3 separate regions of the Homo sapiens genome follow, and regions 1 and 2 are each linked to region 3. Evidence: chromatin loops called from intact Hi-C (ENCODE). Cell type or tissue: Caco-2. All regions are shown on one strand. Links, peaks and the distances in the headings refer to the core of each region. The heading gives the core; the rest is flanking DNA. Region 1 overlaps MYO7A (myosin VIIA). Region 2 overlaps MYO7A (myosin VIIA). Region 3 holds the start of LOC105369399 (a long non-coding RNA gene).

The links. Peaks named below come from ENCODE experiments on the same cell type or tissue, not always from the same donor. Only the 100,000 strongest peaks of a DNase experiment are listed, where the experiment ranks them.
Region 1: it touches region 3 in a loop (3-fold over the local background); 66 of 110 quality-filtered maps call a loop at or near these places.
Region 2: it touches region 3 in a loop (15-fold over the local background); 70 of 110 quality-filtered maps call a loop at or near these places.

What each region holds. Positions count from the first base shown.
Region 1 is chr11:77,164,355-77,175,164 of GRCh38, forward strand. MYO7A (myosin VIIA) reads left to right here. Exons shown (of 49, transcript NM_000260.4): 15 at 1,702-1,808; 16 at 8,394-8,531; 17 at 10,402-10,560. Among named protein-coding and RNA genes, the nearest start is that of MYO7A, 42 kb to the left of the region's middle. In Caco-2, for the core only: no CTCF peak of the experiment used is centred there; DNase peaks (open chromatin) are centred at 5,927, 7,717 and 8,338.
Region 2 is chr11:77,183,441-77,194,250 of GRCh38, forward strand. It overlaps MYO7A (myosin VIIA), which reads left to right. Exons shown (of 49, transcript NM_000260.4): 27 at 1,148-1,275; 28 at 5,904-6,030; 29 at 6,580-6,699; 30 at 7,257-7,430; 31 at 8,611-8,838. Among named protein-coding and RNA genes, the nearest start is that of MYO7A, 61 kb to the left of the region's middle. RefSeq lists enhancers at 7,802-8,303, 8,304-8,803. In Caco-2, for the core only: CTCF peaks have their summits at 5,099 (motif pointing left) and 8,769 (motif pointing right); DNase peaks (open chromatin) are centred at 5,101, 5,565 and 8,791.
Region 3 is chr11:77,041,315-77,052,124 of GRCh38, forward strand. LOC105369399 (a long non-coding RNA gene) reads left to right here and starts at 6,552. Exons shown (of 2, transcript XR_950340.1): 1 at 6,552-6,590; 2 at 7,171-7,426. It overlaps B3GNT6 (UDP-GlcNAc:betaGal beta-1,3-N-acetylglucosaminyltransferase 6), which reads left to right. Exons shown (of 2, transcript NM_138706.5): 2 at 1-659. RefSeq lists a silencer at 4,840-5,019. In Caco-2, for the core only: CTCF peaks have their summits at 4,931 (motif pointing right), 5,792 and 6,547 (motif pointing right); DNase peaks (open chromatin) are centred at 4,907, 6,047 and 6,497; H3K4me3 peaks cover 1,128 bases.

The DNA of each region.
Region 1 (10,810 bases), core at 2,504-10,503, 120 kb after region 3:
AAGGCCAATTAACCCATAAATATCTATACCTACTATGTACCACAAAAAATTAAAAATTAATTTTTTTTTAAAAAAGGCCAAAGATATCCAAACATGCTATAACCCATCCGTTTCTTACTCCGTTGCTGAACTGGTCCAGAAGTCAGCAGTGTATCAGTGAGCCAGGCTGCAGTGGTAGAATCTGATGGCGGCTCAGATTCCCTTACAATATTGGACTGTGAGATCCAACCTTATTGTTGGAAGAAGGAAGCAGACATTAAGTTTGAAGGACTGTCACGCAAACAAATTGGTCTTTCATTTGGAGTAATAGAGGATTGTATTTCTCAGTTCAGTTCAACCAATATGCTCTTAGCATCTATTATGTACCAGGCTTCATGACGTTGCTGAGGATACAGAAGTGAAAATTGAATAATCTCTATGCTGAGTTGTAAAACTATAGAACGCCAGGTCTGGAGGGAACATAAGGGTCATCTACCTTAATAGAATTGGTAACTGAAGCCCAGAAAGGGAAATGGCTTGCCTAAGGTTGTTAAACAAGACTAAATGACTGGAAAGAATTCTACCAGCATTTTCTAGTTCACAAAGAACCTTTTCAATACAGCGTCTTATTTATGATGTGGATTTATGAAGTGGGTGGTATTAGGTGTTCTGAAGAGAAGCAAGCTTGTAGGCACTATCCTTCCCATCCAACAGTTAAGGAAACTGGAGTCCCAGAATGGGGGTCTTTCTAGGATAACATAGTGAGTCTGTCAGAGCTTTAGTGAGAACCCAATTACATCCCAACTGCAAAGCCCACCCTCCATTCCTGTGTGTCCCCTGCAACTCGCCCCTCCCCAGGTGCCAGGCGGGCAGCCTAGCACTGGATCTCTGTGCTGTCCGCCATTCATGGGCAGCCTATGTCCTGCTCTGTGCAGTGGCACTCCCCCTCTGGCATCTGCAGTCCTTGGACACCCCGTCTCTTGCCCCACTCTACAACCCCCTCCCCATTAACCAGTTTCCAACTCCTCGGTCCCTGTGAGTGGCAGCCTCCTCTGGGGTCTGTGTGGTGCAGGGGAATCTCCCTAGGCTCCTGGGGATCCTGGGTTCTGGGTGCAGAGAATCTCCTTTGCACCAGCGTCCTGGGTTCAAGTCTTAACTCTGCCCATGGCTTACTGTGTGACATTAGACAACTCACTTAGCTTCTCTGAACATCAGTTTTCTCCCTTTGGGGGCAGAGGAGGTAATCCCTACCTGTCCCACATAGAAGGAGCTGTGAGGGGTCTTCATAAAACATAACACACTGTCCAACCACAAGGTGGTTTTAATGAATTCCTTTAATATTAGCTTGTACCAGATCAACATGCATTCTCTCCCAGGTGACACACTTACTTAACAAGGCCTTTTGATATCTTAGTTCAAAAGACTCATGGTAGCTTTGGGGTGGTTGGTCAGGAAGGAGGCCTGCTTTCTCCTGGAGACTGAGACCCCCCTGCCCTTCTTGAACAGGCCTGGAAGAGGGGAGCTGTGTCACTGGGGAGATGGCCCCTCACTTTCTCTATGATCTTGGGCAAGTCTCTGTCCCCTCCAGGCCTCAGGGCCCCCGTCATGAAATGGATGTGGTGGAACTAGGTGGATTTTGAGGGTCCTCCTGGCTCAGATGTTATGGGTTTGGGGAGGGCCTGCCAGAGCTGGTGAGAGGTGACTGCTGTTTGCTGCTTGCAGGCTTCCTGGAGAAGAACCGAGACACCCTGCATGGGGACATTATCCAGCTGGTCCACTCCTCCAGGAACAAGTTCATCAAGCAGATCTTCCAGGCCGATGTCGCCATGGTAAGCCGGGTGCGGTTTCTGTTGTTCGGGAAGGGCCCCCACGGGCCAGGCCTGAGTCTAAGCCCTGCCCTTGTCCAACAGCTTCAGCTGAGCCCCCTGGCCACATAATGGGTATGGAGCTTTGCTGTGGCTCCAGGAGGGGCCTGGAGGGGCCTCAAAGGTGTTCCCATCTGGTCCTCTTATTGTACTAACTGGGGATATGGCTGGGGTGCAAGGCCCAGAGAAGGGTCACCTGAGAGGTCACAGAGCAGAACCGGTCAGGGATCGGTTTACTGTGGGGGTTCACCCCCTGGAATCCAGCTGCTAAAGAGAGCATGGGCAGAAAGAGCACATCCAGCTTGAAGGATGTGGGGTGGGTGTGGATACTCAGAGAAGCTGGCACAGAGGGCATGTCTGTGCCAGCCCCAGACCCCATCAGACAGTGGGAGAACAGCCCCCTCCGCCTTTCCTTAGGCCCTAGGGTGAGGGTCTAGTGGATTTTTTCCTGCTGGGTTGCATGCCTTTTTATTTCATATTTTCCTCCTGTCCCATGGCTTCCTGGAGGGTGCATGAAGTCCTCACGCAGAAGACAGTCCTTGCCCCTTCCATGCCTGTCTAGGTGCCTGGCTGTCCCCTGCCCTCAGGACCACCAAGGCATCACAGAGCTTCCAGGACCCCAGACCTCTCCCTGAGGGTCCCCCTCTCTCCATGGTGGATTTTGAGTGGTTTTGTGACCCACCACATTCTCCTTGCCCCTCCTCTCCCCATCTCACCCTGCACCGTGGTTCCTGTTGTAGTTTCTCTGTGGTTATTCATCGGGTACTCTGCGCCACTCAGCAGCTGCTGCGAAGGTAAAAGACCCCAGCCCGGGGCTGAGGATGGCGGGAGAGGCCTCAGCGGCCTGGGTGGGGCTTGGTCCCGAGCTCCCACTGTGCTGAGACTCGGGAAAAGGGCTGGGCTTTTTCTCCTTTTTTTTGGAGTGTGTTTTTGTGTGGAGTGGTTTGTGGAGTGATTTTTGTGTTTGGTTTTTGAGTTGTGTGTGCTGCAGGCATTTCTTTCTTCAAGGAGGAAACTGAGTCCTAGGAGAGGGGCAAGGCTTGCCCAGGGTCCTCTGGGAACCGGGGACAGAGTGGGGACTCGAACGCAGGTCTCCTAAGGCCCCTTGGAGGCGTCAATCCCCGGTCCTTCCACCAGGCCCTGGTGGGCGCCTATGGCCATGCCTTGACCAGATCCTCAGATAACCTTGCAAGGCAGGAGGGACAGGTAGCATTTTCTGCATTTTGCAGATGAGAGACTGAGGCTGAGAGAGGGGATATGACTCATTCCAGGTAACAGCATTCTGACAGGGAGCTGGGACTAGGAGACACCATTCCCCGGACCTCCTTAGGTCTGAAACAGCAGCCCTGTTGCATCCTGAACTCTGGTTCAGGCCGTGGCTCCCACGGTGCTCTAGACCCCAAAGGTGCTGGGTACCCCTTAGCAACAGCATGGTGCTGCCAACCCCTTTGCCTCCTTTTCTCTCCTCAGCCCTCCATTTCCTCTCTGCCAAATACTGACATCCTTCCACTTTGGCCTGGTGCTGAGTCCTTCTTCCTTCCTGCCTGCCTGGCAGAGTTCTGAAACAATCCACACACCCCCAGCAGTAGACAGGGCATGTCAGGAGCAAGGAGCTTGTCTGGATGGTGGCCTCTCCCCTCTGCCCACAGATCAGCCCTGGAAGAACCTCCCGCCCCCACTCACCCTGACAGACCAACACTGTAGGCTGGCCGACTGCTGGGGTGCACACAAGGCCAACCTGAGAGAGGGGAGTCCCAGGCACTCGAAGCACTGGCACCCAGGAGAGTCCCCACCCGAAAGCCCTGTGCTGTAAGGTGGCTGTACTGCTGAGACGGGCGTAGCTCTGGCCTCTCCCACTCTTTCCTCTTCTCCTGTAGCCCTGCTGGCCCCTCGCTGGGCCCATCCATTCCTCCTGGTCTTGGGCATACTCTGGTTAAACCCCATCTTCCCCTCCTACCCGTTCTTCTCTCTCCTCTGTCTTTTCAAAGCTCCTTGAGGCATCTGGGAACACTCCATGATATTTCCTGCTCGAGTTTCCTACTCCTGGGATTAGAACCCACTTACTGAGAAATCATGGAGAGGTCAAAGTGCAGGAGCCCAGAGTCTCCAGAAATGGCCCCCTCCAGAAGAAGTTTTAGGAACAGAGAATTAGGATACAACAGTGACCAATCTGATACCAGTTACATCTACTGGGCACCTCTTCTGAGCCAGGCTATGAGCTAAGCACTTATATTTATCACCTCATTCACTCCCCACTGCAACCTGGCGAGTAATTACTATTACTCCCACTTTACAGGTGAAGAACTGGGGCCCAGGCTGGGTGTGGTGGCTCACACCTATGATCCCAGCACTTTGGGAGGCCAAGGCAGGAGGATTGCTTAAGGCCAGGAGTTCAAGACCAGCCTGGGCAACATAGTGAGACCCTGTGTCTACAAAAAAATTTAAAATTAGCTGAACATGGGGGTGAGCACTTGTAGTCACAGCTACTTGGAGTGGGGGCTGAGAAAAGACAATTCCTTGAGCCCAGGAGTTGGAGGCCGCAGTGAGTTGTGACTGTGCCACTGCACTCCAGCGTGGGTGACAGAGTGAGATCCTGTCTCTAAAATTTAAAAAAAGAAAGAAACTGGGGCCCAGAGAGGCCAAGGTGCTCACTGAGGTCACATACCTTGTGACACAACAGGGATTCGAGTGCAGGCCTGCCTCAGGGACTTGTCTAAGGCCATATACAAGCGAGGGCTAAAGTGAAGTTTTCCAAGTCCCTGCTTTTTAAAAAATAATTTTAATTTTTAAAAATTTACTGTGCTGTCTCCATAAACGTCACATCTTAGGAAAGAAAACATACTTCGTAACTGCTAGAAACACGATGGCTTTTTAAAAGGAAGATGAAAATCAGCTTGGTTAATTGTGAGACATTAAGTCACAGTTTATTCAATGACAGTGTACTAGTGTGGCAATGCTCCCATCAGGATGGAAGCCCACGCCACCTCTTGCAGTGAGTGATCTGCACTCCCATCATCGGCAGATCCCCGAGCCCTGAGTTTTCAGCCTTTGACTCCTACATCTGCCTCCCTGGGGCAGCCGTGGGCAGCCCCACCACAGCCCTTGCTGGTGAAGGGCCCAGCCCAGCTGTGATAAAGGCAGCTCTTCTAGGATATTGAGTAGCCCCTGATTAATGCCTAAGCCCAGTCATATGTCCTGGGGCCCTGAGCCCAAGAGACACCTATTCACTCTATGCAGGTGGCCTCCTGCCTGAGACTTCCCAGCCCCTTTCATGTCACGCTCTGGGGTCTTCCTCTCAGATCCTTTCTGGGGAGCATTTGACATTGGCCTTTGAACTTTTCACTTCCACCTTTACCCCATCCCCATCTGCAGATTATCCCAGAAAACAGCAAATACCAGGAAGGACAGCCTTTCCCCCCAATGAAATAAAACCAAATCAGAAACCCAGATGGCTACCTACAAACCTTTATTGAGTACCTACTATATGCCAGGCATTGTCATGGGTCTTGGGGACGTAGCAGTGAATAAAACAGAAAAAGTCTCTGTCCTTATGGAACTTAAGTTCCAGCAGAAGAGTGGATAGTTAGAAAGCCAAGGCCAGGTGAAGTGGCTCACACCTGTAATTCCAAAACTTTGGGAGGCCGAGGTGGGCAGATTGCTTGAGCTCAGGAGTTCAAGACCAGCCTTGGCAAAATGGCAAAATCCCATCTCTACAAAAAATATAAAAATTAGCTAGGCACAGTGGTACACACCTGTAGTCCCAGCTATTCAGGAGGCTGAGACAGGAGGCCGAGTCTGGGAGGTCGAGGCTGCAATGAGCCAAGATCGTACCACTGTGCTCCAGCCTGGGCGACAGAGTGAGACCTTGCTTCAAAAATAATAGTAAATAGATAGAAAGCCAATAAATAAGTAAAACCTGCAGTGTATCAGATGGTGAGATGTAGTATGGGGAAAGATTAAGGAGGGAGGAATGCGGCGGTGGGACTCTGTGATTTTCAGTGGTGTGGTGGGTGCGGTCAGGAAAGGCCTGCCTGAGAAGCTGAGCAGGAGGTGAGGAAGAATGTGCCCAGCCACATTCCAGAGGAAGGGCTTTGCAGGGAGAGGGGACAGCAAGCACAGATGCCCTGAGGTGCTTTGCAAGCCTATGCCTGCATCCCAGGTGCACCTCAGGCAGGGCAAGGAGGCTGGAGGGGCTGGAGGGGAGGGAACAGGTGTTACAAAGACCAGAGGCCCCTGGGACTAGCTCCTTTGGGGCACTGTGGGTCCCTACAAGGACCTGTGCCTTCATGCGAGTGAATCAAGGAGGCGGTGGAGGGTTCTGGGTGGGGAAAGGATGTGATTTTGTTCCTCACTTGGACTGCTGTGTTGAGAGTGTAAGGGTCCCAGGCACTCAAAGCTCCAGCACCCAGAAGAGTCCCTGTCTGAAGGCCCTGTGCTGTAGGGTGGCCACGCTGGTGAGACAGGTGTGGCTCTCGGCTGTCCCACTCTTTCCTCTTCACTAACTCCCCAGTCCCAGGGGAGGTTGGCCTGGAATGTGGGGGATGGAAGCAAAGAGACGAGTTGGGGGGTTGCTGCAGGAATTTGAGAGCAATGCTGGTGGCTGGGACCAGGCTGACGGTGGAGGAAGTGGTGAGGGGTCAGGTTCTGGAGATATTTTGAAAGTAGAGCCTGTAGGATTTGCGGATATATTAGATGTGACAGAAGAGGCACTGAGGACAGTTGCTAGATGTTTGGCTGGAGCAACGGGAAGGTGGGCAATTTCTGTGAACCCATGGATGTCACTAGGAACCAGTTCAACAGCACTTCAGTAGATCAAAGTGTTGACTGTTACTTGTGTCATGTAGGCCCTGGCCATGCAGCAATAAAGAGGCAGACGCATCCTGTCCTCATGGGGCTCCCAGCCCAGCAGGGAGGACGGGCAGAAAGCAGTCGTTTTATTGTGATGACCAAGACCAAAGAAGGGTGTGCGTGCGCGTGTGTGTACACGCGGTGGTATGCGTGTGCTCCTAGTGGCGTGTGTATGTGCATGCTGAGGTTGTGTGTGTGTTGTGTGTGTGTGTGTGTGCATGCGTATGCGTGTACTCATGTCAGGGGCCCTAATGCAGGCTGGGTACAGCCCAACTTGGACAGCTCCCCTCCAGTGACCGGGGTCACCCGGTGCTGCTGCTGGATCAAATTGAGGACAACGCCAGGGGCCACAGATCTGACCACCACCCTACCGCATTGCAAATACTCCCCAGCTTCTCTGGGCAAAGTCCTAGAATATATTCCAAATACAATGCAGTTGGAAAGCATTGCAGATTTCAGAATCGCAGGCACTGGCTCTTTCTCGGAAGGCCTCATCACAGTCTGGTGGCATAGTACCTAAATTGAGTATGAGCACAACACCTTTGTCCCCCCAAATACCTCACATATCTACATCTACACCCCTGGTTTTTGATGCTACAGGATATCAGATGAAATGATGACTCTAAAAATATAAAAATCTTGCAATATTAATCAAATGAAGTCAAGTAAAATAAGAAATTCTCAACCAAATGAAAATTGCCAGGAAAACACTAATCAAGATGCTTTGGAACAAAACCTAAGCTCTGTGTCCAGTTCCCATCAGTCCTGCCATTTGGCTTCCTGTTTGTTTGCGGCTCAGGGCTTCCCCCACCTCATTTCACAGTATTCTCAGAGGGGACCCCAGTAGGGCAGGGAGGCGCAGGGGGCTCGCTGGCTGCCAGGATCGCCCAGGTGTGGCTGGTGGAGCACAGAACCCCTGGCTGCGTCGGAGCCACAGTGCGGGGGGTTAGGAGGAGGCTGCTTGTGTGCCTTCTTAGGAGGATTAGCCAGGCCTGCCCCGCCCCCAGCCTGCTGCTGCCGGCTAAGCCTGGGAGGGGAGAGGTCACCGGCAGCTCCCGCCCCTCCTCCTCGCGCTTGCCCACAGGTTTCCAGAAGGCGGCACCACCTTTCTAGGTTGCTGTTTACTGAAATATGCCCTGACCTCTGACCCTTGTCACAGCCTGGTCAGATGGATAGATGGCATCACCTCCACTTAGGAAACTGAGGCTCTGCAACATTTAGTGACCTGCCCAAGGGCACACAGCTAGGAAGTGGTGGGCCAGGGCTTGAATCTAGGTTCGTCTAACCCCTGTCTCTAGAGATGACCTCAGTGTCCTGAGGTGACCAAGTCCGATTACTCCTTTATACAGGGAAGGGAGGGATGAGACTCAGGGGCTGCCCCTTGCTCAGAGTTATCCAGCGCACCAGGTGCAGGGGCAGGCTTGAGACTCCCAGTGCGGAGATCTTCCTGTAGGGTTCACTTCCCCCTCGCCCAGAGGTGGTAACTTTGGAAGTCCTGGGAGGCTTCCTGGAGGAGGTATCTGGAGTCCAGGCTCCAGCTCAGAAGGTGGGGAGAGGCAGTTTGCAGGAAAACTTCAAATACCGCCCTGTCCCTCAAACCCTGACCCCGCTGACCTCCCCTCCCGCTTCCTACTGGGCGGCTCCTGGGACACTGGATGGGGCAGGCACAGCCCCTCCCATCGCTGCCGTCCGTCCCCCCAGGGCGCCGAGACCAGGAAGCGCTCGCCCACACTTAGCAGCCAGTTCAAGCGGTCACTGGAGCTGCTGATGCGCACGCTGGGTGCCTGCCAGCCCTTCTTTGTGCGATGCATCAAGCCCAATGAGTTCAAGAAGCCCATGGTGAGTGGCCCTGGCCTGGGGTTGGCGGGTGGCGGCTAGGGTGACGTGGAGGAGCTAGGTCAAGAATAAGGTAGGGTGGGAGTGAAGGATGTGAGACTTTGTCCCTTTGGGGAATGGGGGGCACCCCGGGAGCTTACAAAACAAGGCCCCCTATTTATTGGAGGCAGCAGGTGCCTTGGAAAGAGCCTAGACTCTGCGGGGGGTTGCAGCAGGTTCAGATCCTGCCTCTACCATGTACAAGTGGGCGACTGCAGACAAAGCAGTTTCTTCTCTTATGCCTCAGTTTCCTCATAGATGGAAACGGGACTGACCGTATCTACCTCCTAAGGCTATTCCATGCAGTAATGCTTGCAGATGCCCACACCCAGCAAGTGCCCAGTGATTGGCAGCTGTGGTTCTTGCTGGGGCTGCTTCTTTGAAAGTCCCCTTCTCCTTTGGCCCAGCTCAACCACCACCTCCTCCTGGAAGCCTCCCCCATCTCTTCAGCTGGTTGGGATATCCTCATTCTTGACTTTTCTGAATAACATTTGTTGGGCCCTTTCTGTGTGCCCAGCATAGGCTGGATGGTCAGTCCACAGCCTCCTTCAACCTTCTCAAACAGCCCGTGAGAAAGGGACTGTGCTGGTCCCAGGTTAGAGATGCGGGACTGGGGGCTCAGGGAGGTTAAGGGGCTCAGGCTGGGGCCACCTCGCTGCGAGCCCTCTCCTTTCGCAGCACAGGCTCTGGGAGGGTTGTTTACCCAGAGGCCTGCAGGGAGGCACAGGGGGAAGCTGGGGCCTCGGGATCTGGGGAGGGAAGGAAGGCCGGGGAAAGTGGCCCGGAGAGAGAGGAAACAGTCTCCGGAAGCTGACAGGCTGCAAGACCGTCCCCTCCTGCTGCCTCCTGCCTGGAAAACATGTCCCAGAGTGGATGAGGCCTGTCCCCTTTAGGACTCAGGTCTGCAGGGGCCTGAGGGTCGCAGAGGGCTCCAGTGAGCTCTCCCTCTAATGCAGGGGGTGCAGGGGACTGACACCAGGGCAGTCGGGCACAGTCTTCCCTGGCTCTGAAGTGGGACCCTTCCCTCGGCCCAGTCCTCAGCATCTGTGGACTGGGCCTTGGCAATAGCCTCCTCAAGGGTCTCCTGCCTCCCTTGCCTCCTGTCCTGCCTCCCCTGGCCCCCAGTGACATTGTTCTCAAATGCAGACCTGGCCCAGTCTCTCCCTGCTCTAAAACTTCCCTGGCTTCCAGCATCCATGGATGAGGCCCTCACAGAGCCCCACAGCCTCACAGCCCAGCACCTGCCTTCTACTCTTTCTCCCCAGCCCCTCCACCAACCAAACCCCAGGGCCCTTTGAAAAATGTGCCTCTTCCTTAAGGCAGCTAGAAAGTTGTCTGAATAACCGCAGATCTACAATACCTGCAACGTGAAAGGTCCTCCCTGGGGCTGTGCAGAGCACCCCTCACCTGCACAGCCATAACTTGGCCTGGACGAGCCTCTCTAGCTCCCTCAAGATTCCCAGCAAAGTCCTGCGCTTTCAGGCTTCCAAACCTTTGCACAGGCTCACCCCCTCCAGCCTTGGAATACTCCCCCTCCTGTCAGGGTTAGGGTGATAAAGACGCCTCCTCCATGAAGCTCCCCACTTGGGTGTCCCAAGGGGAATTAATCTGTCTTCTCTGTGCTCCCAAAGCACACAGCTCCACCACGACAGGCCTCACTTTATGCTCTTTTGTGGATTTGAGCTGCAGATCCCGGTGCCTGTCCCAGCTTTGCTCCTCCCATGCCGTGTGGACTTGGCCTTTCTGAGCCTTTGTCTGGGTTGGTCAAGTGCACAGCAGGGCTGCCTCCCAGCAGGAGCCTTGGCCCTGATGCCCTTGGCTGTGTGCCTGGCAGCTGTTCGACCGGCACCTGTGCGTGCGCCAGCTGCGGTACTCAGGAATGATGGAGACCATCCGAATCCGCCGAGCTGGCTACCCCATCCGCTACAGCTTCGTAGAGTTTGTGGAGCGGTACCGTGTGCTGCTGCCAGGTGTGAAGCCGGCCTACAAGCAGGTACAGGGCTGAGTGCACAGAGGGCAGGAGGGGAGGGTCCCAGCTTTGGCTGGGCAAGGGTCCCAATTTTCTTATCAGGACCATGGGCGGGGCTTGACATCTGCTTGACCTCTCAGGTGCAGCACGGAAAATTGGGGTTCAGGTATTGGAATGCATCAGTGGGCTTCAGTTGCCATGTTCAGCTGGTGAGGACTTCACACATGGTGGTGTAAGGAACAAGACCAGGGCTGCCACGCGGGCCCTGGATGTC
Region 2 (10,810 bases), core at 1,053-9,052, 140 kb after region 3:
AATACACTTCTAGCCGGGCACAGACCCGAGGCACTTGGTCCAAGGACCTTTGAGGCATGGGAGCTTTCTGTGGAACAAGAGTGCTCATGGAGCATGAACAGGATTAATTTATTTGAATTCATTCTTCAGTCACTTTGCCTTTTCTGGGCACTGTCCCAGCCCTTGTGCTCTGGGGTTGTCCAGGCTGGTGTGTGTGTGGCAGGGGAGGATACACTGGAGAGGCAGACACAAACCAAGGCATTCACAGCCTTGGGGGCCAGGCCCCCATCCCCACATTTGCACATGCCAGTCCCTCTGCCTGAAACTCCTCCTTTCTCTGCCTGGGGTCACCTCCTCCAGGAAGCCTCCCCAGCTCCTCCACTGCAGAGTCAGGGGCTCCCACTTCACCTCTGCCCTTGTCCTGTCCCCACCTGAGGCACAAATCCAGCCTTGCAGGTGTGTGGCCTCAGATTTGAATCCCACCTCTGCCGCTTAGTATTCAAGGGACCCAGGGAAGAAAATGCCCACTCCGTGGGGTCCTGGGAAGAAGGCAGAAATGGCAGCCGAGGGTGTTCAGTGGTGCTCCCTGTCTGCACCACCCACTCCTGCCGCTCGCCTCTCACTCACCCTACATCCTCTGGGCAGAGCTCGGGGCTTGTGCTGTGGGCTGTGTGGGATGAGAGAGGAGAAACATCTCATAAGAACTGGTGTGAGGCTGGTCACATCGGGGCTAAGGGTGTTGGTGACAGAGTGGTGGTGACTGGTGGTTGGAACCTGGAGTATACTCCAGGTGCCACAGTTATGTTGGCGGGGGCACCCCAGAGAGATAGGGGTCCCGCTTGGAGTCAGAGGATCATGTCCCTGTCCTGGCTGAGAGGACCTCCCTGGGGTGGGGTGTGGGGTGCAGGGTATCGAGGAGGTGGCCAGAGGAGCTCTGTCCCCAGAAGTGGGTGGCACCGGGCCAGTGTGCCCCTGCTGTGTGGGCCAGTTATTGGCCCAGCATCTGCTGTGCACGTGGCAGGGGTAATGACAGTGATGGGGAGCCCAGTTCTTCTGCTCACTCCTTAGATTCTGTTTTCTGGGGAGCAGGCAGCCTCGGGTGCTGGTGCCCTGGCTGGCAGGGGAACACCCCTAACTTTACCTGCCCTGTCCTCTCCCTCTGGCCCAGGTGACCAAGAGGCTGCATGACGGGGAGTCCACAGTGCAGGGCAACAGCATGCTGGAGGACCGGCCCACCTCCAACCTGGAGAAGCTGCACTTCATCATCGGCAATGGCATCCTGCGGCCAGCACTCCGGTCAGTGCCGGGAGGCGGGGACACCAGGGCCTGAAAGTCTTTTGGTGGCTGAGTGGTGCCTCTGTCAACCTAGCAAGAGATTAAGCCAAGCAGGCCTGGGTTTGGCTTCGCTGCTAGCTAGTTGGTGGAGTTAGGACCTTGGTGGAGTTATTTCATCTTTCTAAGCCTCTGATTCCTTGTCTGTAAAGGGGGAATCCTAAAACAGGCATCCCTTGGAGATATTGCAGGTTCAGTTGAAGGCCACAGAAATAAATATCACAATAAAGAGAGCTGCAGAAATATTTTGGTTTCCCAGTGCATATAAAAGTCATATTTATACTATACTATAGTCTATGAAGTATGAAATAGCATTATGTCTAAAAAATGTAGACATCTTGATTAGAAATTAATGCCAAAAATGCTAATGGTCATCTGAAAGTTGTATCTATTTGCTGGAGGGTCTTGCCTTGATGTTGATGGCTGCTGACTGATCAGAGTGGTGGTTGCTGAAGGTCGAGGTGGCTGCGACAATTTATTAAGATAAGACAACAGTGAGATTTGCTTTCACACAAAATTTCTCTGTAGCATGCAATGCTGTTTGACAGCATTTTACCCACAGTAGAACTTCTTTCAAAATTGGAGTCGATCCTCTCAAACCCTGCTGCTGCTTTATCAATTAAGTTGATGCAATATTCTAAATCCTTTGTTGTCATTTCAACAATGTTCACAGCATCTTCACCAATAGATTCCATCTCAAGAAACCACTTTCTTTGCTCCTCCATAAGAGGCAACTCCTCATCCACTGAAATTTGATCATGACATTGCAGCAACTCAGTTCCATCCTCAGGCCCCACTTCTCATTCTAGTTCTCTTGCTATTTATTTCCACCACATCTGCAGTTACTTCCTCTTGAAGTCTTGAGCCCCTCAGTCATTCATGAAGTTTGGAATCCACTTCTTCTAAACTCCTATTGATGTTAATAATTTGACCTCCTTCTACGAATCATGAATGTTCTGAATGGCACTGAGAATAGTGAATACTTTCCAGAAGCTTTTCCATTGATTTTGCCCAGATCCACCAGAGGAATCACTATCTATGGCAGCAATAGTCTTATAAAATGTATTTCTTAAATAAGACTTGAAAGCCAAAATTACTCCTTGATCCATAGGTTGCAGAATGGATGTTGCATTAGCAGGCATGAAAATAACATTCGTCTCCTTGTACATCATTTTTTTTTTTTTTTTTGGAGACAGAGTCTCACTCTGTTGCCCAGGCTGGAGTGCAGTGGCGCCATCTCAGCTCACTGCAACCTCTGCCTCCCGGGTTCAAGCAATTCTCCTGCCTCAGCCTCCCGAGTGGCTGGGACTACAGGTGCCCACCACCACATCCAGCTAATTTTTGTATTTTTAGTAGAGACGGGGTTTCACCATGTTGCCAGGCTGGTCTTGAACTCCTGACCCTGTGATCCACCCACCTCAGCCTCCCAAAATGCTGGGATTCCAGGTGTAAGCCCCTGCAGCCAGCCTCTTGTACATAATTTTTAAGAGCCCCAGAATTTTTGGAATGGTCACTGAGCATTGGCTTCAATTGAAAGTCAGCAGTGCATTAGCTCCTGACAGGAGAGTCAGCCTGTCTTTTGAAGCCTTGAAGCCAGCCATTGACTTCTCTCTAGCTATGAAAGTCCTAGATGACATCTTCTTCCAATAGAAGGCTGGTTCATCTACATGGAAAATCTGCTGTTGAGTGTAATCACCTTCATCAATGATTCTAGCTAGACCTTCTGGAAAACTTGTTGCAGCTTCTCCACCAGCACTTGTTGCTTCACCTTGCACTTTTATATTTTGGAGACAGCTTCTTGCTTTGAACCTCATGAGGCGATCTCTGTGAGCCTCCAACTTACCTTCTGCAACTTCCTTACCTCTCTCAGCCTTCATAGAATTGAAGAGACAGTCTTCCTCTAGATTAGGCTTTGGCTTAAGGGAATGTTGTGGCTGGTTTGATCTATTCAGACCCCTAAAATTTTCTCCATATCAGCAAATAAGGCTGTTTCACTTTCCTATCATTTGCATGTTCACTGGAGTAGCATTTTTGATGTCCTTCAGGAACTATTCCTTTGCATTCACAAGTTGGTTAACTGCTTTGCACAAGAGGCCCAGCTTTTGGTCTATCTCGGCTTTCAACATGCTTTCCTCTCTAATCATTTCTAGCTTTTGATTAAAAGTGAAAAATGTGCGACGCTTCCTTTCACTTGAACACTTAGAGGCCATTTTAGGGTTATTAATTGGCCTAATTTCAATATGAATGTGTCTCAGGGAATCAGGAGGCGTGAGGAGAGGGAGTGAGATGGGGGAATGGCTGGTTGGTAGAGCAGTCAGAACACATCTAACATTTATCAGTTAGGTTTGCCATATTCTATGGGCACGATTCATGGTGCACAAAACAATTACAATAGTAACGTTAAAGATTAGTGATCACAGATCACAGCAAATATAATAATAAAGTTTGAGATATTTCTAGTATTGCCAAAATGTGACAGAAACGGGAAGTGAGCACATGCTGTTGGAGAAATGGTGCTGGTAGACTTGCTCCATGCAGAGTCGTCATAAACCAATTTGTAAAAAATGCAATGTCTGCAAAGTGTAATAAAGTGAAGTACAGTAAAATGAGGTGTGCCTGCAGTAGCTACCTCATACATAGGCTTGTGGGAAGATAAAGCTATGAAAACTGTGTAGCACCAGACCTGGAGCATAGTAAGCGCCCCGTAGATGGTAGCTTTGATCATCATCATCCAACATGCATTTCCTGCTTTAACCCCGCTGCCGCCAGCTCACCTCCAGTCACCCACCCTAGGCCCACGGTTAAGGTTACTGTGCCTGGGAATCCTGCAAGTACCTCCTTCCCCACAGGGCCAGGAGAGGCCTTTACCCAGGTCCCTGGGGTTTTGGGGAGTTGAAGGGAAGACCCAGGAGTCACCAGGAGCCACCAAAAAATCAACTCAGCTGATGAGAGGAGGGCTAGGACTTTTCTGAGAACAGTCTCTGCATAGGACAGGTCTGTCGGGAGAGCTGATGCCATGAATGTGTGCATGCTGGTTGGGAGGACAGCAGGATGAGGCAGGGACCAAGCCCCACTTTCCTGATGGGGAAACTGAGGTCCAGAGTAGGGAAGAGATTTGCCCAGGGGTCACTAGGCCTCCTGCCTCCTATCAGGCCCCCGTTTTTATCTCCCCAAGGCTAGTCACTACCTCACCGGGGTGGCCACACTGCCCAGGGCCACCTGCCAACAGGAGGAAAAGGCAGCTGCTGCAGGCGTGTCTCAGGGGCAAGAATTTGCCTCCAAATTATCTCACCATCATACCTAAAGCTGACACTTCTAGGAAACACGGTGCCAGGAGCCCTGAACCAAGAGTCCAAAGGCTGGGGTGTCAACTCCTTGAGGGGCCTCACACGGCTAATCCCTCCCTGCTCTCAGCCTCTGTCTCCCCATCTGTAAAGTGAGTGGAGACTCCCAGCTGCAGGTGATAATATCTCACTAGTCTGTGGCAAGGTGGGAAAAGGAGGGATGTTTCTGAAGCTAAACTTGTTTTCTTTAAAGGACTGCTCTGAGACTTTGCCCTCCTACTGTTTGGAAATTTAAAATTACCTTTGTTTTATGAGATAATTGGGATCTAGATAGTGGGCAGGTTGTGTGTGTTATAAATGTTCTCATTTATCATGATAAAAAAATGGGTAACTTCAGAATTTTCTTTGAAATTATAAACTCTCAAAACTGTTGAGCCACTGAATTAGGTAATCCCAGCCATCCTTTGGGAGAGAAGAGCAGCAGTGAGTGCCCCCTGGCGGACACTGCATCGTCATGTGTCCTGCCCTTGTCCTTGAACAGGCAGGCTGCAGTCTTAGAGTACTCAGTTTGCAGAAGAGAAGAACAAGCCCAGCAATAATTGCAGCTGGCATTTATGAGGGGTTCACTGTGCCTGGCACTGTGCTAGGTGTGTCATAAGCCTTGGCTCATTCATCTTCACAGCAATCTTGTAAGGATTCCTTTAAAATGAACACCAAAAAATTACCTTAATTGTTTTCATCCCATTACAAAAGTCATACATGGCCCCTTAAGTATTCACACATTACAGAAATATACCAGAGACAAAGTCCCTACTCATTCCATCCCCCAGTGACACCCCAGGATGCTTTTCCTGTTTCCGCTTTGTCCGTTGCCATGGGTAGAAGTTGCACCTGCTGCCGTGACTATGGGCTGGGATCAGAGAGGCGAACTCACCTGCCTGGGCCACCAGCTGGTTAGGAACGAGGCAGAGGCGGGGACTGTGCTTCTCATTAGCATGGTCACCTGTGGCTGTGGCTGCGGCTGCTGAGCCCAGAGCAGGATACGCACCACCCTGGATGGTGGGGCCCTGGCTGTGGGAACTGGATTGGAGTTGGGGAGGTGCTTTATGCCCGATGATCCTGTCTCCAAAGCCAGACCCCAGCCCTTGGCTCAGCCCTGCCACCCAGCCTCACTCTGCCTCCTCCCGGGTGGTCTTGGCAAGTTGGAGAGGACAGCTGTGTGGCGTCCCACTGGCTGCTAGGAGGAGGTGGGGACCGGGGCTGTTCCTGTGGGGTGATTCCCCCTCCCTTGCCCTGCTGCCTGCCCAGGGACGAGATCTACTGCCAGATCAGCAAGCAGCTGACCCACAACCCCTCCAAGAGCAGCTATGCCCGGGGCTGGATTCTCGTGTCTCTCTGCGTGGGCTGTTTCGCCCCCTCCGAGAAGTTTGTCAAGGTAGGAAGGTGCCTGGCCTCCTGGAGTGGGAAGGGGAGCTAGGCCCTGTCCCAGCACTGTGGGGAGAGCAATAGCCAGGGGCTCCAAAGGGCCTGGTCACAAGGCCCACCCGGCCACTCCTTACTGAGCCCCATCTTCCTGGCACCCCCTCCTCTCAGGCAGCCACCTCTTTTCCCCACACTCCCCTCAGCCCCATTCTACTTAGGAGGGGGCTGAGTCTGACAGGAGCGTGTCCCAGGCCCTCTGCACCCTCGTCTTGGGGCAGGCCCTGGGCGCTGGGGTCAGAGTGGAGCAGGTCATGGCAGGACCGACCCGACTGGCTGGTGCTGTGAAGGGGTATGGGGAGGAGCCACTAGGCTAAGCTAGCGGGAGGTGGGGGAGGCCACAGACGTGGCTGGAAATAGATGGTGGAGCTGAGAGGGTAGGGAAGCCACAGAAAGCAACCTGGCCTGGAGGAGCGGCCTCCAAGTGCCGGGAGGGCCTGGCGGCTGCCCTCAAAATCCACATGGGGAGCCCCAGGGGCCGCCTCAGCGGGTACTCTGGCTGCAGTACCTGCGGAACTTCATCCACGGGGGCCCGCCCGGCTACGCCCCGTACTGTGAGGAGCGCCTGAGAAGGACCTTTGTCAATGGGACACGGACACAGCCGCCCAGCTGGCTGGAGCTGCAGGTTCGTGCGTGTGTATGCACGTGCTCGTGTGCATGTGTGCGCACGTGTGTAAATGCGTGTGTGTGTGTGTCCAGTGCACTCGAGTGCCCCAGAAACATTCCCTGCTTTGAGATTCTGTGGTTCCTCAGACACCTACCCTCAAGTTCTGGAACCCCAGGCCCATCGGAACAGAAAAGCCCCCAAAGGATGAGGGACTCCATTTGCTGGCCTTACGGTCAAGACGACTTGGGCAAAGGAGATTCCCTCTGTGTCTCAATGCCTTTACCTGCCACATGGTGAAGGTTATATGAAGTGATAGCAGAGACCCCTGGCCTGTGGCAGTGCCTGACCTCTCAGCCCCAGGCCCTGGCTCAGGGGTCCTAAAGGTCCCATTGGGGTGGGGTGCACAGCAGGGCTCCCTGGACACCTGTGACAGGGACAAGCAGTGTCCCAGTGAGGTACTGGGGCCTGGGGTGCTGGGGCACCTCCAACCCCACAGAAAGCAGAGAGCCAAAGTCCAGAGGGGCAGGCAGGTCTGAAGGGAAGGGACCCCACAAACCCTCTTGGGGCACTTCCAGGCCACCAAGTCCAAGAAGCCAATCATGTTGCCCGTGACATTCATGGATGGGACCACCAAGACCCTGCTGACGGACTCGGCAACCACGGCCAAGGAGCTCTGCAACGCGCTGGCCGACAAGATCTCTCTCAAGGACCGGTTCGGGTTCTCCCTCTACATTGCCCTGTTTGACAAGGTATGGCCGCCCGGAAGCACCTCCTCCCGGAAGCACCTCCTCCCGGCCCCACTCCGGGCTGCCAGTGCTGCCACCTACTTGCCGGGGCTATTCACCCTTGAGCACCTCGGTTTCCCCCTGAGCCTGTGCTAATTGGCTCTGCCTGACTCCTCAGGACTGCCGAGAACTCGGCCAGGTGCGGTGGTTCACACCTGTAATCCCAGCACTTTGGGAGGCTGAGGCGGGCAGATCACAAAGTCAGGAGTTCGAGACCAGCCTGGCTAATGTAGTGAAACCTCGTCTCTACTAAAAATACAAAAATTAGTGGAGCACGGTGGCGCACGCCTGTAGTCCCAGCTACTCGGGAGGCTGAGGTAGGAGAATCACTTGAACCCAGGAGGTGGAGGTTGTGGTGAGCTGAGATCGCACCACTGCACTCCAGCCTGGGCGACAGAGCGAGACTCCATCTCAAAAAAACAAACAAACAAAAAACTGCTGAGTGCTCTTCAGCACCTGAGGGAAAACCCAGCAGTAGGATGTCCTCAGTCCTGTGTCCTCAGGCCCAGTGAATCCTCTCCTGGTGCTGAAGGAAGAGCATGGCACAGGCTGATGGGAGGGCTGCGCAGCCCTTGTGTGCAGATGGGAATGGAATTCCCTCTCAGGTTGCCACGGCATCTGATGGAGAAACTCCTCAGCAAACAGGAGTTCCTTCACACTTGCCCTGAAGCAGCTGGAGTGTGGGCGTCCCGCAGACTCACCTCGGAGGCTGGAGCCTCCTCGGCTGAGCGGGACCTGGGGCTTGGGTGATTTTGCCTCCACCCCCAGCAACGTCATGCTCAGCAGAGGGGCCCCCGCCCACAAGCCCAGGGGAGGTACCGTGTTGCTGGACACAGTTTGCCTGGATTTTTCTCACCGATGCTCTTATGTTTCCAGGTACTGTCTGTTCAGTTTCCCAAAAAGCTTCCACTAGAAAATGGGAATTCCCACGTCACCGTGCCCAGAACTGAGGCTAGGAAGGCAATGGTGGGGGTGCGGCTTAGAGCCCAGGGCTAGAATCTGGTCTGCCTCCTGGGGGCCTTGGACGTGTCCCTGCCCCTCGCTGGGCCTCCGTTTTCTGTCTGAACTGACCGTTGGCCCCGTTGAGGCTCCTCATAGTCCTTCCCTGACTCTGTGCCTGCTCCCCTCCCCTCTGTGCCCACAGGTGTCCTCCCTGGGCAGCGGCAGTGACCACGTCATGGACGCCATCTCCCAGTGCGAGCAGTACGCCAAGGAGCAGGGCGCCCAGGAGCGCAACGCCCCCTGGAGGCTCTTCTTCCGCAAAGAGGTCTTCACGCCCTGGCACAGCCCCTCCGAGGACAACGTGGCCACCAACCTCATCTACCAGCAGGTGGTGCGAGGAGTCAAGTTTGGGGAGTACAGGTGTGAGAAGGTGAGTGGGAGGGAATCTTCCGCCAGGCTGGCTTGGCTCACAGCCTCCTGCTTTCCACGTTTGGGCTGAGTGCTCCTCTGTGAGCCATCATTAGCTCAGGCTGGGGTGAGCCTGACTGCAACCAGGCACTCTTCAGGCTCCTGGATGGACACCGCCTACTTCAGGGGGCTCGTGAGGAGAGGCGAGATGGCGGGAGCAAGGGCTTCTGAGGATGTCCTGAATTCCACCAGTGGAGGAGGCCCCCACACTGCTGTAGTGACTGTGCGTGCTACAGAGGACGTGCCGCAGGACCTGCTGCACCATTCTGAGTATATCTAGTAAGCGCTGCATTAAATGAGAAATACAGCCATTCCTTGAGATCAGAATTTGCAAATGTGTATTCTTTTTTCTCCTTCTGAGGACAGGAGTTATGTGGTTGTTTTGTTTTCGATAATGGTAATGGTAGCTATGGTTCTGTTGGTGATTGTGATGGAGGGATGAGAAAGGAGGTGGTGGAAATGAAGAGGATAGTTGGTGGTAGTAACGTTGGTGGAGGTAGTGATGATGGTTGGTGGTGATGGTGGAGGTAGTGATGGTGTTGGTAATGATGATGGTGGTGATGGTGGAGGAGGTAGTGATGGTGTTGGTGATGGTGGAGGGTAGTGATGGTGTTGTTTGTGATGGTGGAGGTAGTGATGGTGTTGGTGATGGTGGAGGTAGTTGTGATGGTGGAGGTAGTGATGCTGTTGGTGATGGTGGAGGTAGCGATGGTGTTGTTGGTGATGGTGGAGGTGGTGATGGTGTTGGTGATGGTGGAGGTAGTTGTTTGTGATGGTGGAGGTAGTGATGCTGTTGGTGATGGTGGAGGTAGCGATGCTGTTGGTGATCGTGGAGGTAGCGATGGTGTTGGTGATGGTGGAGGTAGTGATGTTAGTGATGAGGTATTGTTGGTACTGATGACTATGGTAATATTGGAGGTAGGGATGATGTTAGTGATGGTGGTGGTGGTGGTGATGGTGGAGGTAGTGATGGTGTTGGTGGTGATGACAGTGTTGTGGGTAGTGATGATAGTGGTGATGGTAAAGGTAGTGATGGTGGTGTTGACAATGACAGTGTTGTTGGTAATGATGGTGATGGTGGAGGCAGTGATGGTGTTGGTGATGACAGTGTTGTTGGTAGTGATAATGATGGTGATGGTGGAGGCATAGTGTTGGTAGTGATGATGGTGGTGATGGTGGAGGCAGTAATGATGTTGGTGATAGTGTTGGCAGTGATGGTGGTGATGGTGGAGGTAGTGGTGGTAGTTTTGTTGGTGATAGTGGTGATGATAATGGTGGTATTGGTGGTAAGCAAATATTCAGGCGGAGTGCATTAGTATAGCCACATCAGTTGCTAAAATTCTGAAATATTTCAAACTGGTTGGAAAATATCTATTGCCTCCAAGGCCCCCAAGAGCCTTTCTCTATGCCCTTGCTGCTGGAGCCCTGGGGAGCTCTAGGTAGGCATCACTGGGGCTGCTGTGCACCAGGCCAGGCAGAGAAGGGGCAAATGCCCAGTGGCCACTTGGCTCTCTGAACCCTCTGCAGTAGATCCTGCCAGCTGTTAACCACTTTAACTGTCCCCCAAGTGCTTAACGGTGGTAATGGTGATGGAGGCAGTCACAGTGATGCACTTCCCTCACTCTGACCCTGCCAGCAGACCCTAGGTGTCTCCCATTCTCCAGGGCAGACACTTCCTCTTCTGCTGTTTGTCAGCTCTGGTCGCTGTCTCACAGGGCTGAGTGTGCAGTGGCTGCTCGATGGGCTGGCTTGTTTCTTTGCATCACTTCATGTGCCCCTGGGCAGAGTCCAGCTCCATGCCAGTGCCAGAGGGATCCAGGAGAAGGTGAGGGTGTGGCCCTGCCCTTGGGGAGCTCATGGTTCCTCTGAGCAGACAAGAATTCCCTGGTGAATCAGTGAGAAGCCTGGGTCCCAAAGGCCAGGCTCTGAGAGCT
Region 3 (10,810 bases), core at 1,615-9,614:
ACCGTGCAAAGTGGAAACCAGAGGCCCGGTCAGACAGTGACTAATCCAGGGCCGTGGCATTCCCAGACAGCACACCACTGTGGTCCCCTCCACACTCACCCCAACCAAAGCTAATGGCCTAGTTGGGTCCTGCCCGCCAATAATCACCCCCACGGGTCAGAGACAGGCTCCTTGCCGGGGTCTGGGCCTCAGGCTCAGTGGGCCTTGGACAACCCAGCAGGGAGTTCCGGGGAGTCCGAAGTGGAGAAAGGCTGGTGGGAACATGGAGGCCAGTGTTGGGGAGCCTGTGGAGGCAGGTGTGTAGAATTGTGTTCGGGAGGTGGGGGATCTGAGACCGAAGTGGACAGTGGTTAAGATTGTGGGGCCGGGCGAGGTGGCTCACGCCTGTAATCCCAGCACTTTGGGAGGCTGAGGAGGTCGGATCATGAGGTCAAGAGTTCGAGACCAGCCTGGCCAATATGGTGAAACCCCGTCTCTATTGGGAGTACAAAAATTAGCCGGCCATAGTGGCTCGTGCCTGTAATCTCAGCTATTTGGGAGGCTGAGGCAGGAGAATCACTTGAACCTGGGAGGCGGAGGTTGCAGTGAGCCGAGATCGTGCCACTGCACTCCAGCCTGGGCGACAGAGCAAGACTGCATCTCAAAAAAAAAAAAAAAAAGGAGAGTTTGCAAGGGTGGGTGGGAACTTGGTGCCTGGGGCTCTGAGAACCAGGCTGTGGTCCTGACCTCCAGCAGCTGCCAGTCATCTTGGCAACATAGAAAATCAAGGAAACGGCCTAAAGGCAGGCAGAAGTGTGTGTCAGCAAGGTCCCAACTATGTAAGATGGACACGAGGGACTCACCTTCAGGGAGGAAAGAGCCGGGGCAGAACGTCAGGAGACTGGCCAAAGGTCCTTCCCTGCCTTCAGGACGAAGACTAGACTCCTCAGTCCTGCATTTCAGGCTCCTGCCACCCGCCTGCTGCTCACTGATCCCTCCCTCCCACTGTCAGCCTCCATCCAGGTGGCAGTGCCTGCGCTTTGTCAGGCTCTCTCTTGTCTCTGCATTTTGCACAAGCTCTGACCTAGTTACCGAAATGTCCTCCAACCACCTCCATCCTGCATGTCTCTTGCACCAGTTAGGACGCCTGTCGGGGAAGCTGCCAGCTGCCCACCTGAGTCGGCTGTTCCCTTCCTCCTGGGCACTCACCTAGACTCCATTTCCCAGCACTCCGTCCCCTGAAGTTAGATGTGGCCCTGTGACTAGGCCCTCATGGATGGACGGGAGTGGATGAGGATCACTGTGGCACCTGGGCCTGCTTATGCTCTCTTCCTCCTTCCCATTCGCTGGAACATGGATGGGCCTGGGACCCAGCTCTGACTTTGCAAGTGAGGACAATGCTTCAGGCCCAAGTGGAAGTTTCTCAACTACTGACATTTGGGGCAGGACGGTTCTTTGTTGTGGGGGGCAGTCCCGTGCATTGTAAAACATTCAGCAGCATCCATGTCCTCCACTCACTAGATACCAGTATCACAGCCCAAGTCATGACACCCAAAGTATCTCCAGACGTTGCCAAACATACCCTGGTGGGAAAATTCACCCTAGCAGAGAACCGCTGGCCTAGAGGAAGGCAGAGAAACGAGGATTCCTGAGTTCCTGCACGGAGCAGAGCAGCCCGGGGACCAACCTGGAATACTCAGTTCAGACTACTGAGGAAGACAAAATAAACTTTTATGCTTTTAAAAAAAATTATGGACAGAACAATATAGACAAAAACTTTTATGATTTTTCAGCTTCTGGGGTTTGTCTACTGTTACAGCAGCCTTGCCCTGCTAGTGTTTTAGTCTGTTCAGGCTGCTGTAACAAAAATACCATAAACTGGGTGTCTTACAAACATTTCTGAAAGTTCTGGAGGCTGGGAAGTCTAAGGTCAAGGTCCCAGCAGGTTTGGTGTCTGGCGAGGGCCCATTCCTCACTGCCTTCTTGCTGTGTCACTGCATGGTGGGAGGGGCAAGCAAGCTCCCACGGCCTCTTTTACAGCGGCCCAGATTCCATTGGTGAGGGTTCTGCCATCATCACATCATCACCACGTCACCTTCAGGGCTAGGATTTCAACGTAAGAATTCCGGGGGGCCGGGTGTGGTGACTCACGCCTGTAATCCCAGCACTTTGGGAGGCTGAGGCGGGCAGATCACGAGGTCAGGAGATAGAGACCATCCTGGCTAACACAGTGAAACCCCGTCTCTACTAAAAATACAAAAAAATTAACCGGGCATGGTGGCAGGCACCTGTAGTCCCAGCTACTCGGGAGGCTGAGGCAGGAGAATGGCGTGAACCTGGGAGGCGGAGCTTCCAGTGAGCCAAGATCACGCCACTGCACTCCAGCCTGGGCGACAGAGCAAGACTCTGTCTCAAAAAAAAAAAAAAAAAAAAGAATTCCGGGGAAACATAAACATTCCAACCATAGCACTTAAGTCACCTGCTGTGTCCCCTTTCATCCCTTGTTTTTCACCAAGTAGACTGGCTGCTCCCAGAGGGAGAGGCCATGTCTGATTTACATCAGGGCTGTCACAGATTTACACAGAGGGAATCCGTGGCAAGTCCCATCACTCCCACTCCTGGAACTTGAGTAGGTCATCTCACCTCTCTGAGCCGCTCTTTCTGATAAGATTTGGCTCTGTTTCCCCACCCAAATCTCATCTTGAATTGTAATTCCCACATGTCAGGGGAGGGACACGTAGGACTGGACAGGCGGGAGGTGATTGGATCACGGGGTCGGATTCCCTCACGTTCTTGTCGTGATAGTGAGTTCTCGCGAGAGGTGATGGTTTTAAAGCGCGGCACTTCCTCATTCTCGCACACACGCCCTCCTGCTGCCCATGAAGAAGGTGTCTGCTTTCCCTTCGCCTTCCGCCATGATTGTAAGTTTCCTGAGGCCTCCTAGCCATGCTTCCTGTTAAATCTGCAGAACTGTGAGTCAATTAAACCTCTTTCTTTTATAATTACACAGTCTCAGGTAGTATTCTTTATAGGAGTGTGAAAATGGACTAATACACTTTCCACAGTGATGTTCCATGCCAGGGCCATGTAAATCCTCTGTAAACCACATAGGAGGGTACTGTCATTCTGCAGGCTTACTGGCAGCTCTGAGAGGTTGAAGGAAGCAGGAGGAGGTGGCACTTCTGTGACCTTTCTGCAGCCCTTGCCGTGGGCCTTCAGTAGCCACAGCCACTTGTCACTTGCTGATCTATTTTCTGAGCAGGCCATAACAAATACTCCTACATGCTTTTGGGGTGAATGGATGAGTGGATGAGTGCCATCTGTCCCAGTGATGTGGACTGTATCTGTTAGGACAGCAGTCCCCAACCTTTTTGGCACCAAGGACTGGTTTTGTGGAAGACAATATTTCCACAGACCAACGTGGGGGATGGTTTGGGGAAGATTCAAGTGCATTACATTTATTGTGCACTTTATTTCTATTATTATTACATGGTAATATATAATGAAATAATTATACAACTCACCATAATGTAAAATCAGTGGAAACCCTGAGCTTGTTTTCCTGCAACTAGACAGTCCCATCGGGGGTGATAGGAGACAGTGATAGATTATCAGGCAGTAGATTCTCATAAGGAGCAGGCGACCTAGATCCCTCACATGCGCAGTTCACAATAGGGTTCATGCTACTATGAGAATCTAATGCTGTCGTTGATCTGACAGGAGGCGGAGCTGAGGTGGTAATGCACGCGATAGGGAGCAACTATAAATTACAAATGAAGCTTTGCTCACCTGCCGCTGTGCAGCCCGGTTCCTAACAGGCCACAACCAATACCGGTCATTGGCCCAGGGATTGGGGACCCCTGTGTTAGGATACTGTACTAGTTCCCTATTGCTGCTGTAACAAATTCCCACAAGCTTGGCTTAAAAGCACACTCATCTGTTACCCTACAGCTCTACCCACCAACTGCACTCCTTACTGGAGGTGCTAGGGAAGGATCCATTTCTTTGCCTTTTCCAGCTTGCAGAGACCTCCTTCCTCCATCTCCAAAACCGACCATGTGGCGGCTCTTGGTGCGTTGCTTCCACAGCCACATCACTCTCTGACTTTCCTGCCTTCTCCTTCCACTTCCAAGGACCCTGTAACTACACTGGGCCTACCTAGATAACCTGGGATTCTTTTCCTATCTTAAAGTCAGCTGATGAGCAACCTTCATTCTACCTCCAACCTTACTTCTCTTTGCCATGTAACATGGTGACATGCCACATGTAACATTCTTATGTAACATGCATCAGTCACAGGTTCCAGGTATTCAGTAGGGTATGGGCAACTTTTTGGGCGGCCGTTATTATGCCCACCACAGTGCCCAGTCAATATTTGTGGAATAAATCAACAGTAATGAAATAATGCACAAAAATGAATCAAACAAGGGTGCTTCTTCCACACAGACCTCCATGATGCGAGCTCTCATTCTGGACTACTGAGTGACATTAATTCTGAATTCCCTGCCCCTAGCTGCCATTTGTCAAGGGCTTGCAAGAAACAGGAAAACAAGAATGCTGAGGCCAGAATGCGGACAGGTCCTCTGGAAGGTCCGAATTGTGCTTTGACACAAAATCACACAAAAAATGCTTTTACAGCCTCCTCCCATTTCCCTGACAGACAGGCGGATTATCCCCATTCTATTCCTAGAGATGAAGATTCAGGACCTTGCCGGCCCCGAGACTCAAGAAGCCGCCGTTATGGGTCGGCTGGGTGACTCTGGGTCCTGGCCACCCGGTCTCTGAAGCTGGGTTGCACGCGTGTCCAGGTCCACGGAAGGCTGCAGTACCCGCGCAGCCCCGGCATCACCTGGCGTCACCCGGCGCCACCTGGCGCATCGCTCCCCACGGCACTGGCCCGGCGCTCCCCGCTCCGCTCGTTCGGCTCATGCGGCCCGCGGCCGCCAGGGGGCACGCCCCGCACCCCGCACCCCGCATCCCGCACACACGCGCACTCAGCGAAGCAACCCCGGAGCGCGATCCCCCAACGCCCCTTGTGAGACCAGCATGACTTTGACACTCAAACCCCTCAAGGATCCCATGAGCAGGGAAGATGATGCGCCTGTCTCAGGAACCTAGATGGAAACAAAAATCTTACACAAAATGCTAGCAGGCGAAATGCGATGACATGTGAAAAGGAGATCTATCAGGACGGAGGTGTGTTTATACTAGAAATTCCAGAGGGGCTTAGCATTAGAAAAACAGCCAAACTACATAAATAAGACAGGAAGATCCGTCAATGAGGTACATTATATCAAGAGAAATATGAGCATTTCAGAGGCAATGTGAAAGACGTTTATTAAAATTCAACATCCATTAGTGATTTTAAAGAAAATCTTAGTAAGAGGTGAAAGCATTTGACAGCATTTTGCTTAAAGTTAGGAGCAAATGAGATATACCCATCATCACTACTTCTGTTCAGAATTGTCCAGAACTTGAGAGAACACCAAGACAAAAAAAGATACAGAAATATAATAATTGGAACTAGAGGAAGAACTTTTTCAAAATCTCAGAAGTTTAGAACCCTATCAGATCCAACTTCCCTTTCTGTAACAAATGAATGCCACTCTCTCCATCCTGAAATGAAATACTTAGATAATATAACACTTCCACACACATATTTTCAAAAAGCCAATACAATGCTTTTATTGTAAATTATGTAAATATGAGGTAAATAAAAGAAAAATACTTTAAAATAAAATGTTATTTTGATGTGTGAATTCTTGGGCCCAACAACAAAAAATAAAACTCCCCTGCAAATTTCCAAATCTCTCCCTAGAGGGCAGTACACCTCTTCAAGAACTATTAGTCTACATAGAAAAACCACCAAAAAAAACCACACACGCGCACAAACCCTCCAGATATTTCATTAGATTACTAAGAAAAGGTAGCAACTTCTCCAGATAAAAAATCAATATACAAAAATCTAGGCCGAGGTGGGTGGATCTCTTGAGCCCAGGAGTTTGCAACCAGCCTGGGCAACATGGGGAAACCCCATCCCTACAAAGAATACGAAGATTAGCAGGGAGTGGTGGTGTCACCTGTAATCCCAGCTACTCGGGAGGCAGAGGTGGGAGGACCGCTTGAGTCCGGGAGGTCGAGGCTGCCGTGAGCCCTGATCGTGCCACTGCACTCCAGCCTTGGTGACCCTGTCTCAAAAAGAAAAAGACCAAAAGAATCTATTTAATTCCTATATAGTAGCAACAAGCTATGAGGAAAAGTCTTTTTTTTTTTTTTTTTTTAGAGTGAAAGCAAGTTTACTAGAGAAGTAAATAAACAAAAGAATGGCTACTACATAGGCAGGGCAGCAATGCAGGCTACTTGACTGAGTATACCTATATGCTAAACAAGGGGTGGATTATTCATGAGGTTTCGGTAAAGGGGGGACAATTTCCGGAAATAAAGGTCCCTCCTCTTAAAACCATATAGGGTAACTTCCGGTCGTTGCCATGGCATTTGTAAACTGTCATGGCGCTGGTGAGAGTATTTTTTACCATGCTAATGCATTATAATTAGCATGTAATGAGCAGTGAGGACCACCAGAGGTCACTATCATTGCCATCTTGGTTTTGGTAGGTTTCAGCTAGCTTCTTTTTTTTTTTTTTTTTTTTTTTTTTTGCTTTTTTTTTTTCATTATGCTTTTAAGTTCTAGGATACATGGGCACAACGTGCAGGTTTGTTGCATAGGTATACATGTGCCATGTTGGTTTGCTGCACCCATCAACTCGTCATTTACGTTAGGTATTTCTCCTAATGCTATCCCTCCCCAAAATCCCCACCCTCCGACAGGCCCCTGTGTGTTATGTTCCCCACCCTGTGTCCATGTGTTCTCGTTATTCAACTCCCACCTATGAGTGAGAACATGCGGTGTTTGGTTTTCTGTCCTTGTGATAGTTTGCTTAGAATGATGGTTTCCAGCTTCATCCGTGTCCCTGCAAAGGACATGAACTCATCCTTTTTTATGGCTGCATAGTATTCCATGGTGCATATATGCCAGGAAAAGTCATTTTTTAAAGTGTCAATAGAAACAAAATTATACTCAGGGCTAAATCTAAAAGAAGATATGCAAGAAAATAATTAAAAATTATGTTAAGATATATGTATCTTACATTTCTTATATGTATAAATATTATGTATCTTTATGTCTTATAGCTATGTCTCCCAGGCCGGAGTGCTGGAGTGCAGTGGTGCGATAGATCACAACTCACTGATCACTAATGGCTCACTAACCGTGTATTGGTCAAGCTGGTTTCGAACTCCTGGGCTCAAGCAATCCTCCTACCTCAGCCTCCCAACGTCCTGGGATGACAGGCATGAGCCACCACGCCTGGCTGTATTAAGATTTTTTTTTAAATACACAAAGTAATGTAGAGAGACATCATGTTATAAAGTACCTCTAAGCCCCTGATTTCCTTGTGTCCTCACCGCAACCAGAAAACAGGATTATCATCCCTACTTGAAAGATGTGGAGGCTGAGGCCTGGGTAGAGAAGAGACCTGCCCAAGATCAATGGAGCCTGCTGGGCATCGAGGACTAAGGGCCTGGGCCTCCTGCCTGCTGTTCCTGGGCCCTAATCACCACCCCAGCCACCATGCCTTGGGCCCACTACTCCCAGAGTCCACAGGCTAGAGCTGCACAAGGCCAGAGGCCGGGTCTCCAAGCTTCAGAGAAAGGAGGCAGACAGTAATCTGGCCGTCTAGTCACTGGGGCACCTGGGAGTGTTCTATCTCACACAATATACCCGAATCTACATTTCAATTAAAACTTACTGAAAATAGAACACACACCAGCGAGGAAAAAATAAACCAGCCATAGCATTGTTCACACTTTCAGTGGCAGGAAAACGTCCCAGCCCCTGCCACCTCAGACGCATGCAGAGCTGGGCAGGGTGGAGGGCAGAGCTCAAAGGCAAGGCCCCACCTCGGTTCCTCCACCCCAATGCCACACCTACTCACTCCCCTAAACCCTGAAGAAAGAGCAAATAAAAATGATAGAGAGACAGGAAGTCCAAGCCTGAAAGGTTTTGAGAAATGCCTTCCCTGACCAGCTCCTGTGCATGGGAAAGAGGGCCCTGAGAGAAGTGGTGGCCAGCCTAGCGTCCCACAGCCGATCTGCGGCAGGGCAGGGAGCCCAGGTGTGACCCTCGCTCAGAATCCAGCCCTGGGGAGGGCGATCTGTGAGGGGCTTGAATGACACAAATACTATGAATGTTTGCTGGCCCCTGGACCTCTGCATTCAGTCAGCCAGGGCTACAGCAGCCTGCCGGAGGAAGGCATGGAGCACAGCCAGGGCCTATAACTGGGTGTACTGCCTGCGGGAGCCCAGACCACAGGTCCCCAGTCTTCAGCAGTAGTTTTCAAACCATGAACTGAGGCCCATATGTGGGTCCTGAAATCAATTCAGCGTCTGAAACCCACATATAAAAAAATTAAAAAGAATAAAATAGAAATATGAAGTGAATTACAGAGACTAAAGATACAGGATCATGATATAAAATGTAATTCTAATTGTGGTTGTAGTTTAAAAACAAACAAAAAAATGTTTTGGCCGGGTGCGGTGGCTCACACCTGTAATCCCAACACTTTGGGAGGCCATGGCAGGAGGATCACCTGAGGTCAGGAGTTCGAGACCAGCGTGACCAACACGTTGAAACTCCATCTCTACTAAACATTTTTTAAAAAATAGCCGGGCGTGGCGGTGGGCGCCTGTAATCCCAGCTACTCAAGAGGCTGAGGCAGGAGAATTGCTTGAACCCTGAAGGCGGAGGTTGTATTGAGCCAAGGTCACGCCACTGTACTCCAGCCTGGGCAACAAGAGCAAAACTCTGTCTCAAAAAAATAAATAAATAAAGGAAAAAAAAATGTTTTGCCTTGTAACAACAAAATTGCCAGATTCAAGGTCAACATAAAACACCAACAGCATTTCTCTATACCAGGCATAATCAACTAGAAAAATTTAAAAAATATGTATACCATTCATGATGTCTGGAACTTTCCCATGGTTCAGAAAAAAAGAATGAATGTTTGTAAGCGAGCATAAAGCATAAAGTAAATACAGCAAAACATTAGCAATTCATGAGTCCAAGTGAAGGACATAAGAATGGTCATTGTTCTAGTCTTTCAACTTTTCTATAGGTTGATTTTTCTTTCTTTCTTTCTTTCTTTTTTTTTTTTTTTTTTTTTGAGACAGGGTCTCACTGTGTCACCCAGGCTGGAGTGCAATGGTGCAATCACGGCTCACTGCAAGCTCGACCTCCTGAGCTCAAGCAGATCCTCCCACCTCAGCCTCCTGAGTAGCTGGAACTACAGGTGTGCACCACTAGGCCCAGATAATTTTTTAATTTTCAGTTTTTTGCAGAGATAGGGTCTCCCTATGTTACCAGGGCTGGTCTTGACCTCCTGGGCTCAAGCCATCCTCCCACCTCCGCATCCCAAAGTGCTGGGATTACAGGCGTGAACCACTGTCCCCGGCCTAGATTGACATTGTAAAGAGTAAATAAAAAGTTGGGAGAAAATACCAACCACAATAACAACAAAAATTAGAAAGCATCTAGGAATTAAGTGACTGTATAAGTCCTTACAGGTGTGAGCCACTGCGCCTGGCCTTTTTTTTTTTCTGAGATGGAGTCTTGCTCTGTTGCCCAGGCTGGAGTGCAGTGGCACGATCTCAGCTCACTGCAACCTCCGCCTCCTGGGTTCAAGCGATTCTTCTGCTTCGGCCTCCTGAGTGGCTGGGACTGCAGGCGTGCGCCACCACGCCTGGCTGATGCCTGTAATACCAGCTACTTGGTAGGCTGAGGCAGGAGAATCGCTTGAACCCAGGAGGTGTAGGTTGCAGTGAGCCAAGATTGCACCATCGTACTCCAGCCTGGGCAATAAGAGCGAAACTCCGTCTCAAAAAAATAAAAGTTAATTAGCTCCAATGAGCCATTCCATAATGTATACATATTTCAAAACGTCATGTTACACATGGTAAATATGTACAGTTTTATTTGTCACTTTAAATCCATAAATAAAAATGTAAAAATAAACTATGTAATATTATAAAGAGATCAATTTTTCCCAAATTTATCTTTAAATTCAAAGCAACCCTAATAAAAAAATCCATTTGGATTTTTTTTAGGAACTCGATAAACTTACTCTAAAATGTAAATAAATAGCAAAATTAATCTTAAAATATAGGAGTTAAATTTGCCTTACTAGATATCACAAATAGCACCACAAAGCTGTGGTGATACAAACAGCATGGTACAGATAAAAGAACAGCCCAATGAACAAAGGAGTGAACTCGGAGGTAGATGCTGCCTCTGTGGGAATGGAGCATGCAGGGAGACATCTCTGTAGTAGATGCTGTGAGGAAAACTGGCTCACTCTACAGAAAATATGAATCAGGATTATTGCCCAATGCTTCATTCAAGGATGAACTCTAGCTGAGTTAAAGACCTAAATTTGATATGTGAAACTCTAGGGATAGTGGAAGAAACTATCAGAGACTATCTTGTGGCCTAGGTGTGGGAAAGGGCTTTTCAAACAAAATTTCAAAGCCGTAAACCATAAGATTTGTTTTTGAGACGGTCTTGCTCTGTAACCCAGGCTAGAGTGCAGTGGCATGATCACAGCTCCCTGTAGCCTCCATCTCTTGGGCTCAAAGGATCGTACTGCCTCAGCCTCTCAAGCAGCTGAGGCTCCAGACATGCACCACCATGCCTGGCTAATTTTTGTATTTTTAGTAGAGACGAGGTCTCACCATATTGCCCAGGCTGGTTTTGAACTCCTGAGCTCAAGTGATCCTC